2 separate regions of the Homo sapiens genome follow, and region 1 is linked to region 2. A link is a contact called in ENCODE Hi-C data. All regions are on one chromosome and are shown on one strand. Each heading gives the region's core, a stretch centred on a gene start or an enhancer-like site at or near the end of the contact. The rest is flanking DNA. Distances are from core to core; before and after follow the strand shown. Region 1 overlaps RGL1 (ral guanine nucleotide dissociation stimulator like 1). Region 2 has its middle 9.8 kb from the start of LINC01686.

Region 1 (6,118 bases), core at 2,458-4,957, 1.3 Mb before region 2:
GATTAAAATGGAGTCTATTATCTTATTTCCTGTAGATTTCCTCCTGTGGCATAATTATACATTCAGTTCTATTGCACAGTTAGTTTACAGCCAGCCAGCTGATGTGACAATTCTCATGGGTAGGGGTCTGATTGTGGCTCTATCATAATATGGTTTAGTTTTTGTTTTGGTTTTTGGGTTTTTTTCTTCCTTATGTTCCCAAATGAATCAACTTAGTGGCTCAATTTGAGGACTAACTGATGATAGATAAGTTAATAGCATAAGTTTCTTTGCAGATATATTAGTTAAGGGGGTGCATTTTCCAATTATTCATTCAATTTTTTCGCCTTCATGTTCCTCTATCCAAACTCTATTTCCTTTGTTAGATTTTTCTATGATTCTAGTGACATTTATAGTTAAGATAAAGCCTAGAATATGCCTGGGTTATAGCAGCTCTAAACAGACTGCCTGATGAGCCCCCAAATTCCTATTGAGAATTTAAGAAGTGAGGAGCAAGTGCAAAAATCAATATTTAGAAATCATGATCGGGGAATGAAGAAAGGAATGCAAATAAATTACACTTCACCCTTAAGAGCAACCTCACAGTGCAGCCTGTGGAAAAGGAAGAATGACAGTCTGGAGGACTTTTGGAGAAGGCGGCTGTCACAGGCTCTCAGGTCAGGAAGGAAGTGTGGAGGTCAGCTCAGTCCAGCTATGTGCCAAGCAGGAGAATCACGAGCCTTTCTAGCTAATATGCAGGGATTGTGCAGTCCAGGAGCTACTTGCATCCAAGTGAATCACTGATGTTTAAGAAATGTATGACTCTGAGAAAGGTTCATCCAAAGAATAAAGAGCCATGACTTCTGCAAGAATTTAAAAAGCCAGTCTGATGAGGGATGAGACAAAAAAGATGAAGCAAGGGATGTGCAGGAGAAAGCACACTGGGCTTCTGCATAGTTTTAAAAGGTACCATTTGGACCAATGTACATTTCCACTATGCCACAAGGTGTGACTGTGATTCCATCTCCTTCCTGGAGAGACAGGGAGAAATCCCACAATAATGTGGGCAATACCTCAGTTATTACTTTCCTACAATGTCTACCATCAGAAATGGAGCCTATAAAACCTCAGAGGCTGTGAAAAAGTGAATGATGAGACTGCATTCCAGATTTTGACAAAGCTAATTTGTATGTCAAGTCACGAAGAATGACTACATCCCGGGTTGAGGAAAAATGCCTTTTGAGAGCATGGCCAGTCCGTAGGTGTCCACGAAGGCTTTCTTTCAATATTTAGAGCATGAATGATTGTATCCCCTGGATTTCAAAGCAGAAAGCTAAGAAATCCAACTAGAGCAGCAAATTAGTCATCTCAGTTTGATGAATCCTGAATATGATGCTTTTCCTGGATTGGCTACATTATGACAAAGTCACTTGAGGGTTCCAGGATTACCACTGTTGTTTTAACACCATGTGAAGCAACACACATGTCCCCTTGAAGAGCAGCAGATATAAACCAAGGGATGAAACCATTGCCAACATTCTACCTTACTGACCTAACCATAAGCTAAGGAGCCAGAAGTCACTATTGAGTAAGCTTGGTTAGCCAGAAACCTTCCCCAAATGGTGCAAATTCTAGTTATGTCATAGTTGACTTTCTGATCCAAACCCTTCAACCAACAGATTGAAGCAGATGTGTACAGAAGATTAACACTGATATTGGTGGGGTGCGGTGGCTCATCCCAGCACTTTGGGAGGCCGAAGTGGGTGGATCACCTGAGGTCAGGGGTGTGAGACCAACCTGGCCAACATGGTGAAACTCCATCTCTACTAAAAATACAAAAATTATGCGGGCATGGTGGCACATGCCTGTAATCCCAGCTACTCGGGAGGCTGAGGCAGGAGAATCCCCTGAACCCAGAAGACAGAGGTTGTAGTGAGCCAAGATCGTACCACTGCATTCCAGCCTGGGCAACAGAGTAGTGAGACTTCATCTCAAAAAAAAAAAAAAAAAAAAAAAAAAAAGAAGACTGGTCTTAATTAAGATCTTAAGATTAAGATATTTTGGTTTTTAAATTTTTATTTATGCAGTCACAGAAAATAGAAACTCGACGGAAATTCTTTTATCACCTCTCATCAGTTTCCTTTTTTCCAACATGGGAGAATGTATCCTTGTTACCAATCCCTCATCTTCCCCTGCAGCTGTGCCCTTTGCACTGTGATTTCAGAGTTCCTCCCACTAAAACTGGAGCCTATTTCTCTGCTTCATTTACTTATGTGGAATGTGGCCACATGATTACTTTAGCCAATAGAATGTTGGTTGATACGACTCAAGTAAAGGCTTGACATATGCTTGCGAGTGGGCTTGCCCTCTTGCTTGTCCGTCTTAGCATGCTAAGGGCATGCCCTGGGTAGCCCGTTACTCCAACAATAATGAGAGGCAAGTGGAACAGACCTGGACCAAATCTGTGGCCTAGTGTCAAGCCCAACCTAGATCAGCCAACCAGCAGATACATAAGAGAGATAAATAGTGGTTGTTTTAAGTCACTGACTTTTGGAGTGGCATGCAATGCAACATTATTGTGATAAATGCTTGGCTAAGACAAAACATGGCACCAAGAACCTGACACATCTCCATCTCTGACTTTTTGCTCTTTCTAAGAAGTCCTACTTCCCCTAAATAACTCCAGTGCCTTAAGAGGTGGGTATAGAACAATATTTCAAAGGCCAAATGAATAAACGAAACTGCTTAGTGCTTTTACACCTGTTTCTATTAGTAGTATGTCCCCAAATTGAACTCTTCTTTTGATGCCTGTTCAAAACATGACTTTCAAAATACTATAGAGTGATCCACTTAAAAACAGACATTCCTTGCTGTGGTGTGGCAAAGAGCATGTAGGTGCCTGCATTAGGAATTATGAGAAGGGTTGAGTATATACCTTTTTTTGAGGCTCATCAGGGGTGTCCATGGGAGTAATGGAGCCCTCCTCAGCCTCTGAGTGGTTCGACTCGCAGGATGACACGCTGACAGAGTCCATGCTTTCACCAGAGCTCCCGCTGGCAGTGGACTTGGGCTGCTCTTTGGTGGGAGTGGGACTGGTGATCATGTCAGACCCTAGAAACAGTCTGGAAAAAAACAGAATGCCAAGCATTTGGGCTGTTACAAATCTGGAATCCATGATTAGGCAAATATTTTGTGTTGATTAAGCCCTTGATGTTTTTTCAGTCTTGTGTGTTCTGTCATTATTATTTTAGGAGGACATTCGCTATAAAGTTTCTAACAAATAGTAGTAAACATCTTGTCCCAAAAGAGTATTTCCAACTTCAAAGAACACATAGATTATTCAGTACTAATCTGAAGTCTTTCTAGGTCAATGGTCCTCTACATTTTAACAGTCTATGGACCACCTTGGCAGGATCAAGATACCATCAGCATACCCCCATCACTTCCTACCATAAAATGATCTTCACAGGCAAAGAAGGGATGGCACTGCTTTGGGTAAGAAACCAAGGAGGAAGACTTCTATTTCCAACAATCTGTGAACTACAGTATCCTAAATGCTTCCTCTATAAAACAGCTAGATAAGAAATATTAAAAACTCTTTTTAGTTGAGCTTGCAAGATAGGAAGGGAAATCCCTACAGGCCTTAAGTGAAAAAGGAACTGAAAACCAGAAGCACGCGAGCTAGTTCTGCAGCTGCTCTGGTGGGGGAGTGGGAGGCCCCAATCTTGGCAAAATAGTGATATGGGTTTTAATGCACACCCAGGGCCCAAAGATGAGGGTTTCTGTTTATGAATGGTGAGGAGTTAGAACCAAAACTATATACAGCCAGGGCCCACAAAGGGCTATACCCTTACTAAAAAGATAGGCCAGAAAAATATCTTTCTACTAGCATAGGAAGACAACAGGGAGACTGTTCTTGCCTGAGCATGGAAAGAAGAAAAATGTCTCCTATGAAGTCATGTGTGAGCTGGGTCTGTGCCTCACTCCAATTTGCTATTTATGTGGTCTATGGGGTTAGAAACTCTCAACCGGTGACACCGCTAGTAAACTAGATTTTTTCTTAAAAAAAAAGAAAATCTTGCGGGAGGGATATACCTTCAGCCCAGGCTTCAGAGAATCCCCTGATAAAGATAAACTCGTGATACAAAATTACAAAATACACACAAGGAAATATTCCACTGAAAGAGAGAGCCAACAGGCATAACAAAAAGCAGGCTTAGACTCCTGAGAACTTCAAATTTGAGAACTGTCAGAACAAAACTAATAATGTGCTTATTCATCCAACAAATATCTGCATGTCTACTATAAGCCAAGCTGCAAAATAAGTATGTTAGGAAATATTAAAGACATAAAAGAAGAAATTGAAAACCGGAGCTCAGAGCAAGACATCCTAATAAAGGAAGAAGATAATTTGAAAAACATTTCACCTCTAAGTGAAAAAGGTGGTGACTTAAACTAAAACCTCAGTGGAAGGATTAAATAACTTGAAGAAAAAAATCATGAACTAGATGACAGATCTGAAGAAAATCCTCAAAAATCATCATCAAAAGATAAAGACATAGAAAGAACAGTGAAAAGATATGGAGAAAGCAGTAAGAAAGCCCCAGGTATGTGTAGGAGGAGTTCCAGAAGACATGGAGAGGATGGAAGAAGGCCCATATCAGAAGAGATGGTGGCTGAGAGGATTCCAGAACTGGTGAACCATAGGAATCCTCCCATCCAAGAGCCATGTCCTGAATAGGGTAAGACTAAACTCCCACTTAAACTGGTATATCAAAGACAAAAGAAATTCTTAAAATCAACAGGGGGCCAGGCACAGTGGCTCTCAAAGTGCTTCCAGCACTTTGGGAGGCCGAGGCAGGCTGACTGCCTGAGTTCAGGAGTTCAAGACCACTCCAGGCAACGTGGTGAAGCCCCATCTCTACCAAAATACAAAAAAATTACCCAGGTGTGGTGGCATGTGCCTGTAATCCCAGCTACTTGGGAAGCTGAAGCACAAGAATTGCATGAACCCAGGAGGCAGAGGTTACAGTGAGCCAAGATCACTCCAGCCTAAGCGACAGAGCAAAACTCTTTTGAAAGAAAGAGAGCGAGTGAGGAAGGAAGGAAGGAAGGAAAGAAGAAAGAAAAGCAACAGGAGTGGGAACATAAAACAGAGGAATAGTAATTAAGCAGATACCACACATCTCAAAAGTAACCATGGAAGTCAAAAGACACTGAATAATATCGTCAAAGTGCTGAGTGAAAGTAACAGTCAGTATTGAATTCTATACCCGTCTAATATAATTCTAAGAAGGAGGGCAAAATAAAGACTTTCTCAGACTAAGACTGAGAAGGTTTACCGTTAACAGATTTACACCACAAGTAGTGGTAAAAGGAGGGCGGGAGTCAGATTAAGAAGGAACGGCATGCAAGGCAACTAGCACGTGGGCTGAACCTAAACAAGTACTGACTATAAAATAACAACAATAATAGAAACAATGAAGGTGAACTTGATTTTTTATTAAATATTTTCGGAATTATATGCTTGAATTCCAAGAGCTCAAGCATATTTTTGCTCTGCCTTATCTCTACCCTGCTATCTCCAGCCCCATTTTCCCTGTCTTCCTTTTATGACCCTTCAAGCATTACAGGAGCATTACAGGGACTATAGGGGTATGAGCTAAACTCTGATCACAGAAGCAAAAATAATGCCCTTTCTTACTGCTTCATAAATTACAAAGGTAGATCTTGAAAGGATGTCAACTAGTGGTCCTCCATCCATTATCTCAGAGTCTCTAGGGTTCTTCCATTTCTACAATTCAGTAAGGTCCTGCTTTGTCCTGCGTTGTGAAGGTTCATTCTGGCTCAGTAGTAGGCATCTCTAACTTTCAAACTAGGCCTAAGCACCCAAAGTTTTCTCCAACCTCTTTGGAATGATGAGCCATTGAATGTGGGAACAGCAAAAATGCATTTCCCAGATTTGTAAACATGCTAAGAAGATCATGAAATCTTTTGAAAAATAATGGTATGCAAACACCCTTGTATGTACAAGAAATAAGATGGGGGCATATGAACTGCTTTCATAATAGATGCCCAAACTCAACTGCAGATACCAAGGGTTATCCCAGCAAGATTTTACTAGTAAGAGATGTACTGA
Region 2 (6,084 bases), core at 3,391-5,890:
AAGTACATTTTCCTATTTTAGTTATACAATGTTTTTCATATCCCTTCTCTGCCTCCAAATTATTTTTATCTACAGTACTAAAGCCATGAGGAGACAGCTAGATTTCCATAGATGTCAATGGTTATGTAATTCTTCACTTACGGCCCTGGAGGCCTCTTTTCTAAGTTCACAAATGACATATTAATATTTCTCTTTGCTAGGGAGTAATCTCCCAGTGAGCTGCAGTTACTGCCCTCTGTAAATATGAAACACACATTACTATTAGTGTATTACCATAATGGTTCTCTCCTGCCCATAAACAGCCGCACATGTGAAATATAAATGGCAACCAAAAAGAGTGCTAAGGGGCCCCTGCTCAGAGCTGTAAGAGGGTCTTCCAGGGACTAGGGACCATTAGGAAAAATAATGCCAAAAACCACAGTGAAGTTCTACTATGTATCCACTAGAATATGTAAAATGAAAATCCAGCTAACAAAAGGGGGTTGGTAAGGCTGTAGCATGACTGCAATTCTTATATAGTGCTGGTGTAAATGTAAAATGGTACAAAGCACTTTATAAGGCAGCTTGATAGTTTCTTATAAATCTAAATATATACCTTCCGTATGGCCCAGCTACTCCACTCACAGGTCTAAAAACATATGTCCACAAAAAGACATATCTGCAAATGTTCATCACAGCTTTATTCACAATAGGCAAAAACTTGAAACAACACAAGCAAGCAAGACAATGAATAAGAAATTGTGGAATTCTACTCAGCAATGGAAAAAGACGCACTACTGATAAATGCACCAACTCAGATGAATCTCAATAACATGCAGCGTGCAAGAAGCCAGATGCAGAAAGACTGCATTCTGTATCAAAGTCTAGAACAGGCAAACTAATCTATGTTTTAAAAACATCAGGAAAGTAGATGCCTGGTTGGGGACAGGGTGGCAGTGGGAAATCGGAAGAGGGTACAAGGGAACTATCTGGGATGATGGGAATGTTCCATGTATCAATATTGAGGTAGGTTACATGAATGAATGCATTTGTCAGAACTTCCTGAATTAAAACTGTTAAGATCCCAGCATTTTGCTTTCTGTAAATTACATCTCAATATGAAATGTTAGGCAATGACATTCTGGAAAATAAAACTGTAGATGGTAAAAAGATCACTGATTGCCAGAGGCTTTGGAGGGTGGAATAGACAGAGCACAGAGGATTTTTAGGGCAGAGAGATGACTCTGTGTGATACTGTGATGTGGATGCATGTCATTATACATTGTCCAAACTTGTAGAACACAGGGCACCAAGAGTGAACTCTAACGTAAACTATGGACTCTGGGTGATAAGGATGTGCCAATGCAGCTTTCTCTGTTGTAACAAATGTACCCCTCTGCTGGGGGATACTGATAGTGAGGGAGGCTGTGCATGTATAGAGGCTAGGAATCTATGGGAATCTCTGTACCTTCTCCTCAATTTTGCTGTGAACCTAAAACTGCTCTAAAAAATAAAGCCTAACTTTAAAACATATTAGGCAAATAAATCACTAGATTCCTATTTCAAGAAGGCAGAGTTGAGTCCTTTCTGTACCCTTCTTTCTTAAAAACAATGGGCAAACAATTAGAATAAGAAACAGCAAAATAAACTTTAGCTTGTGAAACTAGAATAACATCTGTAACCCACATGAAGACAGACAGCAGAGGGAGGAATGACAAATGACTCACCAGAGAGGATGGAAGCCAAACCTGATCCCAGAGGGTGAGCAGGGAAGGGTGGGGTGGGGGTTAACTGACAAGGGGCAAGTTCTTCGCCTCAAGAGTCCCTGAAAGGCTCAGGTACTAGAGGAATCAGCAGGAAGGTGGGCAAGAGGGATGCTGATGGAAGCAGGACTGTTTCAGAGCCTGCTGAGAAGGGTTCACTTTACCCTTCCCTCCACTTCCCTAAGATACCATCTGTATAAACCCACAGATTCCTTCTCCTTTTCCTTTTCTGTAAACCTGAACCCTTCTAAAGGCTTTAGGTCTGGGAAATCCAAAGCCAGGAAGATCTGCAGGCTACTTTTGTTTTTCTACTCTGTACAATACTTGCCTGACAAAATAAGGTGCAGAGTCAGCTATTTGCTTGAATGAAGGGAAATAGGAAATTTTAGGTAGAAAACACACACAGACACAGACAGACACACACATACATTAATATTGCCAAATATCATCTAGCTACTTATACAGAAATATTTTATGGCTTGTTTATTATCCATTTTTTAGTATTATACCTTATGCAGTATTTCCACCTTAAATAAATCTGGGGGGTAGAGCAGACACAATTATTCCCTACCATAGTGCAGATAAGGGGAATTGAGGCACACAAAGGTTATATGACTTGTCTAAGGTCAAACAACATGTTGCTGTCTAACCAGAACAACAGTCCTGGACTCTGGGCTCCAAGATCAGTATTTCAGCATTCAATGATGAGTGCTTATTGCTCTTCAAAAATATGGGCAGACAGACAAAAAAGAAGAGAGAGAATATACTATATGATTCCATTTATATACAACTCTAAAAAATGCAAACTAATCCATAGTGACAGAAAGCAGATCAGTGGTTGCCTGGGGCTAGGAGGGTGGGGAGGAGGGGAGCAGGGATTACACAGAGGCATGAGAGACTTTCGGGATAGTGGATGCGCCCACTCTTTTGATTGTGATGATTTCACTAGGTGTTTGCCTATGTCAAAACTTGTCAAGTTGTCCACTTCAACCATGTTAACTGTATGTTGATTATCCCTCACTAAAGCTATTTTAAAAAATATGGGCATAAATGACTCACTTGCTGGGCCTCCCTGCAATAATCATTTCCACCTTTTTAACATTTACAGAACATCCAAATACATGCTAGACATATAGAGGGGATATATGCAGAGGGGTACAATATCCCCCTGCCTTCATGGGGAAAATGCTTAAAAGAGAGGGTTTCAAACAGGGAAGTAAAGAGAACAAACATTTACCGAACATCAAACATATTATCTTTTTCAATCTTCACTAAACTCTACATGACGGATATTATCATCATATCCATTTTCCTGGTAAGGAAATTCTCAAGCCAGTAATAGCTGGGGTTTGAGGGAGCCAGTAACTAACACCTCTGCTTTTCACTCACTTCCTGAGTTCAGAACCCTTTGACACAGGAGTCAGATACCTGATGATGAAAACGTCAGCTTTATTACAGAAAAAGCTGGTTTTGAGGGCTTGGCTAAGAGCCACATGCTGCCAAATGGGTGTGCTAACAGATTCTCCTGAATTGAACTTAATTCTCAAACTGCAGACTTCCTCTCAGGCTCCACTAAACTTACCATAGAGTAGGAATTGTGGGTCTCCTGGGGACAGGCCACTCCTGAAGAGAAGTGAGTATGTCTGGTTCCTTTTTCTAAACTCACCAAGCAATGAGTTGCTACTTCTATGGGTAGGGCTTACTAGATTTAGGGGGAAAGTTGGGGAGAGAAGTCACAATTATAACTTTAGGGCAACCCCTTCTCATGAAAACATAGGAATCAAAAAGAAGTGTTGCCCTGAAAGGTTAAGTGGGATTCAGACCCAGATTCATGTTCTAAAGCAGTTATTACATCCATGGTTTTCATTCTAAAAATTTTGTGCAAACTAATTTATGTGCACCGAGTCCTAAATTAAATGGACTACAGGACATTGGATTTGAAGGAACACAGTGGTGAACTTTTTGCTAATGGGTGACTTTTTATATTCTTTCATTCATTTAAATAGTTTTTGTGCACCTATCCTGCAATAGGCCCTGAGCCCATCACTAGGCAGGCCAGGATAAATGTCCTGGCCTCTCCCTGTCCTCAGGGAGCTGGAGGACTCATCAGCCATCTCCAAGTTTCAGCTCTGGCCTCAGCTTTCTTTTTCAGCATATCTTCTGTTGACTGATTCCTTTTGTGCCTGCTATAACCAACAAACAGGATTTCTCCTTGAGGCCTCAACACATAACACCCCACTCCCTTTCTCATCCCTTGACTTTACTTATACTGTTTCCTATACCTGGAATCCAATTCAGTTAAGCAAACATTTTTGAGCATCTGCTGTGTTAGAGCTGTGAGAGGTAGAGCTACAAAAAGGAATAATATCTAGCTACAGTATCCTGTAAAGCTTGGCCTTTAAATGTTTAAATCCTATCCATCCTTCAAGGTCCACTTCCTCCATGAAGTCTTCTTAGGTTCCTCAATCAGCTGTAATCACTGGTATTTGCCTCAATTGTAGCTTTGAATGATGCTTTCACCTGCTGACCGAGGACTCCTCAGCCACCTGTACCTAAGGGAGCACAATGGGAATACCCCATAGTTCCATGACTCACCTCTATAGCCGCGTCCCTGAAAAATCGAGTCTTTCATTCCCATGCCTAAAATGTTGCTGCCCAGCATACAATGGGCAGGAAAGGACACAATCAATGGATGGCAAAGACCACCACTTACTTGGCCTCTCCCTATACCTTGCTTGGCTACCTCCCCCCGAGTTCACCTTTGCCTCAGTGGCAAAGGAAGACCCTCCTGTTGCCATGGCTACTGGTCCTCTCCCCATACCACTCTCCTGACCTCCCACCACATCCCCTGCACTTCAAGCTTGAATGCGCCTCAGCTGCAGATGCTCTCACCTCCCCCTCCAGTCCAGGACCTCAGCCTTTCCGGTCCTTCCTTTCATTCCTTCCCACAGTCCTAACCCTTCGCTAGGAAGCCAGAGCTGCTCTGTCCTGGGCCCAGAGCCAGGTTATATTTTGATGCAACCCTAGGGACTCTTTGGGGTTTTTTTCCAGGTTTAGACTTATCGAACATCTTGCCAGACCAGGGAATATAGTCAGATTTCTTTTTCTGCTGCCTATACAGGAAGGAGAAGTGGGGGAGTCCCCTTCTATTATTAGAGAAATTTTGGTTTGCAACAGAAATTCAACTCAAACCAGCATGAATAAAAGGGAGTTTTGGTGAGAATACTGGAACACCCCATGGAATCTGTGAGCAGAAACAGTGAGCAGAACCCTAAGGAATGCAGAAGCCCTGACTTTCCTCCTCTTTTCAGTTTCTCTCTGCGTACTACCTTTCTCTTTTCTTGCTGACTGTTCTCTGTTTACCAGTTCACATGGCAAAAAATGGTCAATAGTTCCCACATTTACATCATCAGTCTTAACACAAAGATATGGCCAGGTGTGGTGGCTCACGCCTGTAATCCCAGCACTTTGGGAGGCCGAGGCGGGCGGATCACGAGGTCAGGAGTTCGAGACCAGCCTGGTCAACATGATGAAACCCCGTCTCTACTAAAAATACAAAAAAATTAGCCGGGCATGGTGGCGGACGCCTGTAGTCCCAGCTACTTGGGAGGCTGAGGCAGGAGAATCGCTTGAACCCAGGAGGTGGAGGTTGCAGTGAGCCGAGATCGCACCATTGCACTCCAGCCTGGGGGACAAGAGCCAGACTCTGTCTCAAAAAAAAAAAAAAAAAAAAAAAAAAAAAAAAAAAAAGACACTGAGAGGGAAACCAATCTATCCTTCATCCTGGGGTCCAAAATTCCCAGGTAAGAGACGGATTGGCCCAGGTTAATTTGAATGTGCTCAATCTGGTCAAGGAGGCAAGATCACATTATCAGAGCACAGCATTTCTGCTGCAACCACATGGACACAAGAAGGGAAGGGAAACTTTCTACAGAGGGGTACTGGGGCCAAAATCCAAAAGGTGTCTCCCAGACCCTCTCATGGAGCAAATTTTAACAGCCACCTCTCTAGGAAACTGGTCCCCCTCATTCTACATCTAGCCACCTAGGCGATATTGCTGATAATATGCTATTTACAGTTGTATCTTTTGCACCACTCCCCACCCCTCCTTAATCTCCTGGAGGACAGGGGCATGCTTAGGGTTGTTTGTGCCCTCCAGTGCTTATCCAGTGCCTGCACTCAGCAGGTTCATCTCATGTCTGCTGAGAGAACATGATGTTTACATGTACCAAGAATTGTTCTGGGCCCTTGACACATTAACACATAATCCTTGAAATAACCCTATGAGGTAGGAACATGTGAGGAGGGCGAGGAGGGTATGTAACTTGTCCAAAATCACAGT

What was found. Hi-C counts contacts between places; a loop is a spot of excess contacts on that map. Pooled maps may share reads with other maps.
Region 1: a loop to region 2 is called in a map with no recorded cell type, with 10 times the contacts of the local background. The contact joins two enhancer-like sites. A Hi-C loop is called at or near these places in 4 of 37 single-sample maps with no recorded cell type and 2 of 50 pooled maps.

The regions. Positions count from the first base shown.
Region 1 is chr1:183,909,065-183,915,182 of GRCh38, reverse strand. RGL1 (ral guanine nucleotide dissociation stimulator like 1) reads right to left here. Exons shown (of 18, transcript NM_001297671.3): 15 at 2,915-3,101. Among named protein-coding and RNA genes, the nearest start is that of RGL1, 110 kb to the right of the region's middle. RefSeq lists enhancers at 2,836-3,005, 3,482-3,571. Within about 2 kb of position 3,707, at least 4 of the 41 ENCODE cell types and tissues checked have a DNase peak (open chromatin) inside an H3K27ac peak, as active enhancers do.
Region 2 is chr1:182,621,924-182,628,007 of GRCh38, reverse strand. No RefSeq gene overlaps it. Among named protein-coding and RNA genes, the nearest start is that of LINC01686, 9.8 kb to the right of the region's middle. RefSeq lists an enhancer at 5,131-5,190. Within about 2 kb of position 4,640, at least 4 of the 41 ENCODE cell types and tissues checked have a DNase peak (open chromatin) inside an H3K27ac peak, as active enhancers do.